2 separate regions of the Homo sapiens genome follow, and region 1 is linked to region 2. Evidence: read pairs that join two places in POLR2A ChIA-PET (ENCODE). Cell type or tissue: B cell. All regions are shown on one strand. Links, peaks and the distances in the headings refer to the core of each region. The heading gives the core; the rest is flanking DNA.

Evidence for each region. Peaks named below come from ENCODE experiments on the same cell type or tissue, not always from the same donor. Only the 100,000 strongest peaks of a DNase experiment are listed, where the experiment ranks them.
Region 1: POLR2A ChIA-PET joins it to region 2 with 7 read pairs; 1 of 35 experiments calls an interaction of 5 or more read pairs at or near these places.

What each region holds. Positions count from the first base shown.
Region 1 is chr16:89,706,146-89,709,015 of GRCh38, reverse strand. VPS9D1 (VPS9 domain containing 1) reads left to right here. Exons shown (of 15, transcript NM_004913.3): 13 at 60-159; 14 at 485-589; 15 at 1,062-1,882. The coding sequence ends at 1,155. Among named protein-coding and RNA genes, the nearest start is that of VPS9D1-AS1, 4.3 kb to the left of the region's middle. RefSeq lists enhancers at 2,129-2,629, 2,607-2,786. In B cell, for the core only: no CTCF peak of the experiment used is centred there; a DNase peak (open chromatin) is centred at 1,236.
Region 2 is chr16:89,373,796-89,376,726 of GRCh38, reverse strand. The region is part of intron 2 of ANKRD11 (ankyrin repeat domain containing 11); the gene reads left to right. All of the region lies in intron 1 of LOC128462377, which reads left to right. Among named protein-coding and RNA genes, the nearest start is that of ANKRD11, 120 kb to the left of the region's middle. RefSeq lists an enhancer at 806-1,306 and a silencer at 1,407-1,496. In B cell, for the core only: no CTCF peak of the experiment used is centred there; DNase peaks (open chromatin) are centred at 1,536 and 1,976; H3K4me3 peaks cover 1,132 bases; H3K27ac peaks cover 832 bases.

The DNA of each region.
Region 1 (2,870 bases), core at 122-2,621, 330 kb before region 2:
GGGGTGGCTCAGGCTGCTGGACGGGGTTAACTGCCCCTGAAACCCTGTCTGGGGCGCAGTGCGGACCCTGCGGATCATCTGTGTCTGTGCGGAAGACTACTGCCCCACCCCAGAGGCCACACCCCAGGCCGGGCCCCCGCCCATCGCTGCAGCTGCCATGTGAGTCCCAGGAGGGCGAGGTGTGGCCAGGGAGGAAGGGCCCTAGAAAGGCAATGGTCACGGGAGGGACTATCTTCCTGCCCCTTAGCCTTGTGCCAGCTGGCTGCACTGTAGAAGCAGGAGGGCCGTGTGGGCCCAGCCCTGGCTCCGCAGTACGGGAGCTCCCTTTAGGGACAGCCTCACCATGCCCAGCTGCCTTCCGGTGCCTCTGCGCAGAAGGGCACAGAGATGGCGGCCAGCACGGCCAGGATGGCTCCACAGCTGCTGGGTTTGCGGAGTGAGAGGCTCCTGGCCCCAACCCAAGGCCGCTATGCCCTCCCGACAGTGGTGCCGATGACCTGCTGCCCATCCTGTCCTTCGTGGTGCTGAGGAGCGGCCTCCCTCAGCTGGTGTCGGAGTGCGCGGCCCTGGAGGAGTTCATCCACGAGGGGTAGACCCTGGCGGGTCAGGGTGGGGGTCTCTGTGCGAAGAGCAGGGACCTCATCCCTCAACCTAAACGGTGGTTGTCAGTAGCAGCTGGGGAGGGTAGCGTGTGGCTCCGTCACAGCCATGCCTTCGGGCAGCCCCTGTGGGTCCACCTGTGCAGAGTGCCTGCTGCCACATGTCCCGTGGCCCTTCGCTTAGCTCAGCCTCTCCCAGACAGCAGGAGCTGGGGGCTGTCCCCTGAGCAGCATCTGCCTGGGGAGGGGATAAGGATCCAGTGCCATCCCTGGCTCTACCGTCCAAGGACGAGCACATAGTGGGTGGGAAAGGCCTCCTCTAGCCCAGCCGCCCTGACAGCCCCACCTGCCCACCCTCAGCACCCAGGTCCTGAACTGGGAGGGCAGACACTACCTTCTGGAGGGCCGGGGGTATCCTTCTGTTCGTTCAGATGACACCGGCTGCCCCTGCCATCCATGCAGGTACCTGATCGGAGAGGAGGGCTACTGCCTCACATCACTGCAGAGTGCCCTGAGCTACGTGGAGCTGCTGCCCCGGGGAGGCCTGGCCAAGTAGTACAGCTAGAGCCCAGGGTCCCTGCAGGGCCTGGCCTCGCCTCCCAGGGCTGTCTCTCCTACACCTGGAGCCATGGGATCTACTGAGGACCATCCTGGAGCCTCACGCTGCTCTGCACATGGTGGGGGCTTGTCCACTGTGGTGTGCTCTCCAGCTCTTCACCTTCCTCACCTCACATCTGACCCTGGAGCTTGGGGTTGGCACCTCTGCCCCGACAGAATGGGGCTGAATCAGCTCCAGGAGGAACCAGGCCCTGCTCTCCTGTGTAGGCCTCAGAGAGGCCAAGAAGGGAAGCTTTGGGCTTCGGTGGGTGCAGGCTCAGCGATGAACATCTGGCTGGGGCAGCTCCTGGGGAGCATCAGGGAAGAGGGGGCCATGAGCCGGCCAGCAGTGGAGACGGCAGTCCAGTTTCTCTCCCCTCTGACCCCTAGAAGGGGAGTTGTAGCCCCATGAACTAGTTTCTTGTCTGGGTCAGGAACAAGGGCCGGCTGGGGCCTGGGGTGCAGCTGGTGTCAGGGTATGCTGTTTGCTGATGGGCAGGGACACCCCTGCAGGGTCTCGGGCTCTGAGCCCAGGACATTCCCTGCCCCTTACTCACCTTGGCTGTGGGCTGTGAACATTCCGGGACCCTGGGCATCTTATCTAGGTCCGTGCAGCCCAAGGGTCAGCCCTCTTGACTGTCACATGCTGCCCCCACCCAGCCTAAAATAAAGAGCTCACTGCTGTGCTTCGCCGTGTGGCTCCCTCAATCCCCACCCCACTGGCCAGGCAGCACAACCACCCCTGCTGCCCATGGCAGAGGCCGCTGAGGATGTGGGGGACGAGCCACAGCCCAGCCCCAAACCAAGCCTGGCCCAACCTCTTGAACATCTGCCAGCCTCCGAGACCCTCTGCATAGAAGCAGGGTCCTCTTGGGGCTGTGCCTGGCCAGGCAGGTGTGGGCTTCACCCTCTTGGACAGGAGAGCTCTGCAGGGCATCAGTGGGTGGGAAGGGTGGGGTGAGGCTGGGGTCCAGGTCATCACTGGGGACCTGAGCCCAGAGCAGTCACCCGAGGGTCTCAGGAATCATCGTTCTGTGCATGGCGACACACACATGCTCTGAGGTGCACAGAAGGCTGCCGGGCGTGGACAGCATCTGCCAGGGCGGTGTGGGCAGATCAGGATGGAGGGCTCTTCTGCAAGAAAGGCACCCCTGGCACCTTGAGATGCCATGAGGAGGCAGGTGGCAGGGCTGGTGGGGTGGGAGGTCCCAACCCTAGATGCTACCAGGAGCTGGCTGGGGGGCAGTGTTGCTGTTCTCAGGGAAACAGTCTTAAAAGCAGTAGCTGTGGACCTCGGTGGGATGCTCTGTGCTTGCACCCTGAGCAGGGGCTGGTTTACCCGCCAAGGACCCCATAGGGAGACAGAAGTGTCTCTCTGGGTGGGGCAGAGCTGGAGCATCTGCCCCAGCCCTCGATACGAACCCCAGCTGGCCACGGTGCCTTGGAGCTTGGGCTGCTCCGGCCTCAGCGTTGGTGTCTAGAAGATGGGATTTTAAAGTCCGCTTCATAGAATGGTGGAGATGAGCTGTGTCTTGAACAAATCCTGGCGTGGGAGCCCCTGCTGGCTTGGCATCGGGGCCACACCTGCAGCCTGCACACTGTGGGGGCCGGGAACGTCCTGGCTCAGCTGTATCCCTGGCGCTGAGACCCGGCAGACATGTTCAAGTGCTGCTG
Region 2 (2,931 bases), core at 286-2,785:
TGGCGCACGCCTGTAATCCCAGCACTTAGGGAGGCCAAGGTGGGTGGATCGCTTGAGGTCAGAAGTTTGAGACCAGCCTGGCCAACATGGTGAAACCCTCGTCTCTGCTAAAAATACAAAAATTAGCCGGGCATGGTGGTGGGCGCCTGTGGTCCCAGCTACTTGGGAGGCTGAGGCAGGAGAATAGCTTGAACCCAGCAGGTGGAAGTTGCAGTGAGCTGAGATCATGCCACTGCACTCCAGCCTGGGTGACGGAACAAGAGTCTGACTCAAAAAAACAAAAACAAAACCCTGTTCAGGCACATGTCCTTTTTCCTCGATGATATTCCTCATGGTGTCTGGGACCTCATCTGCTACCTCTTGGTTGGCAGAAGCTGCTTCTCCTGTTATCTTGACATTGTTAAAGCCAAACGTTCTAAAACTGTCAAACCATCCTTTGCTGGCATCCACTTCTCCAGCTGCTTCCCCTTCCTTTTACTTTCAGTTGTTGTATAATGGCTTCACTTTTCTGGAATCAGACTAGAGTCTATTGGTATTTGCCTTTCTTATAGCAATCCTGCACCCACACATTTTCATATATCCGTGCTGTTTGGGAATTAATTTTAAAGCTGCGTTTTCAGTGAGATAAAAAGGTATTTCACAAAAAAATTTTCAAGCCTGTTGCTGTAGCTGCGGTGATGGCTTCACGGATGTCCTGTTCTTTTTTTGTGATGGCCCTTCTGCTGGATTTATCGATTTTGAAAAGCATCCACAGCAGAGCACAGGCTGCGGCGTGTCACGCAAGTTTAGCTTTTCCTAAAGTCACAACTCCTGGGAGCTCTGCTTCTTGGGAGCACTGCCAGCATCGCTAGTGGCACTTTGTGTGGGTCTGTGGTGTCATTTAGGGTTTATGGTATTGAGTAAACACAATGAAAAAGACTTGAGAACTGCAAGAGGCTTTTTTTTTTTTTTTTTTTTTAAGAGACGGAGTCGGCTGGGTGCAGTGGCTCATGCTTGTAATCTCAGCACTTTGGGAGGCTGAGGCTGGGCGGATCACTTGAGGTCAGGAGCTTGAGACCAGCCTGGCCAACATGGTGAAACCCCTGTCTCTACTAAAAATTTAAAAATTAACTGGGCGTGGTGGCGGGCGCCTGTAATCACTCGGGAGGCTGAGACAGGAGAATCGCTTGGGCCTGGGAGGCAGAGGTTGCAGCGAGCCAAGATCGTGCCACTGCACTCCAGCCCGGGCGACAAGAGTGAAACTCCATCTCCAAAAAAAAAAAGAGATAGAGTCTTGCTGTGTTGCCTGGGCGGGAGCGCAGCGGCTTGTCACAGGCATGACCATAGTGCCCTGCAGTCTTGGACTCCCGGGCTCAAACGATCCATTTATCTCAGCCTTCTGAGTAGCTGGGACTCCAGGCCCATGCTACCGCAACTAGCTTAAGGCTTGAGATAATTTGTTTACTGTGATACACAATTTCTGGAGAGACCAGCTGCTCACGCGGAGACGATTAGTGTCACACGGTGTTTTAAGCGGATACCGACACACTTGAGCTCACCGCGGTAGCACAGGCTGTGGCTGTGAGATCATTACAGCGTGCAGTGTGGTATGTCCCGCACTGAGTTGTATACACTTCTGCTTGAGCCTGCGACGTTACGTTTGTTTACGTTTCCCTCTGCTGAACGATGCCATGTACAGTCTGTAAGTATTTATAAGCGTTTAATTTTTTATAATCTGTGTATAGTTTATGGTAGGAAATGATAGACTAATATCTACATATATTTTGTACATTCATGACATACTTTTTCTGACTTTTTTCGGTATTCCTGGGCTGTATGGTTTGTAATTCTTTCCAAATGGTCACAAATCTCTAATAAGTTTTTCAGTGTATTTGTTGAAAACAAATCGATGGGTGACTTGCCGTGTGCAGCCAAGCCGTGGTGTTCGGGGTCAGCTCTGTGCACACGTGTGTGTCCACGTTCATCATGGAGTTCTTCAGCTGGCATGTTTTAGTTCCTGTTTTTTTCTGGTCCTTACCTGAGCAGAGTTGAAGTGCTTTTCCCGATGCTCTCTGGAGGAGCTTTTCTCCTCTGATCGTAGCACGCGGGAGATGGCCCGAGCAGCTGTTCCCACAGCTCTCCTGAGGTTGCTCTGTAGATGGCGCATCCTGGAAGCATAGGACAGAGTGTAGCTCACACACACAGCGGCCGGCAGAGGCCATCGGCTCTGAATTCTCTCACAGAGCAGGGCTTGACAGGCTTTTTCTGTACTGGGCCGATTAGTGGTATTTTAGGCTTTTCTGGATGTACAGTTCCTGTTGTATCGTTCAGCTCTGCCCATGTAGAACAGAAGTAGTCATAGATTTTATGTAAACAGGTGAGTGTGATTATTATTATTATTATTTTTTTTACAAAAACACATGGTGAGCCATAACTCGCTGACCTCGGCTCTCTAGTAATATTTTTTAAGTGAAGAGAATTACTAGGTTCAATAAGCATAAAATCTCATTGATTTCTATGAAAATACTGTAAATCTTTGAAGTCTGATATTAATGTTTTTAAAAAGAATTGCCGTGAATAAAGGATCTCTTTAAGGGATGTCATGGGGAGAGGGGAGGGTGAAGAAAATCACCAGTAAAACTATTGATCATTTTTGTCTCGGGTTAACACCCCTCTCTGCGGGCCTCACACTTGCGTGTTGTCTCCACTCTGGCTTTGCAGAAGTGCGGAGCTCCTGTCCTGCAGGTATTGTGGTCGTCAGACCCTTCTGGAGATGTCGAGTGGGCCAGGGCCCCAGCCCGCTTGGTGGTCACTCCTGATGACCCTGTCCCGTGTGGACCGCCTGCCAAGACTCAGGCCCCACCTCTGTGTCAAGTGCAATTAATAGCAGCTCTAACTAAAAGTAAGAATAAGGTTCTACCAATCTTGTAACCCTACACAGGCGTCTGTCAG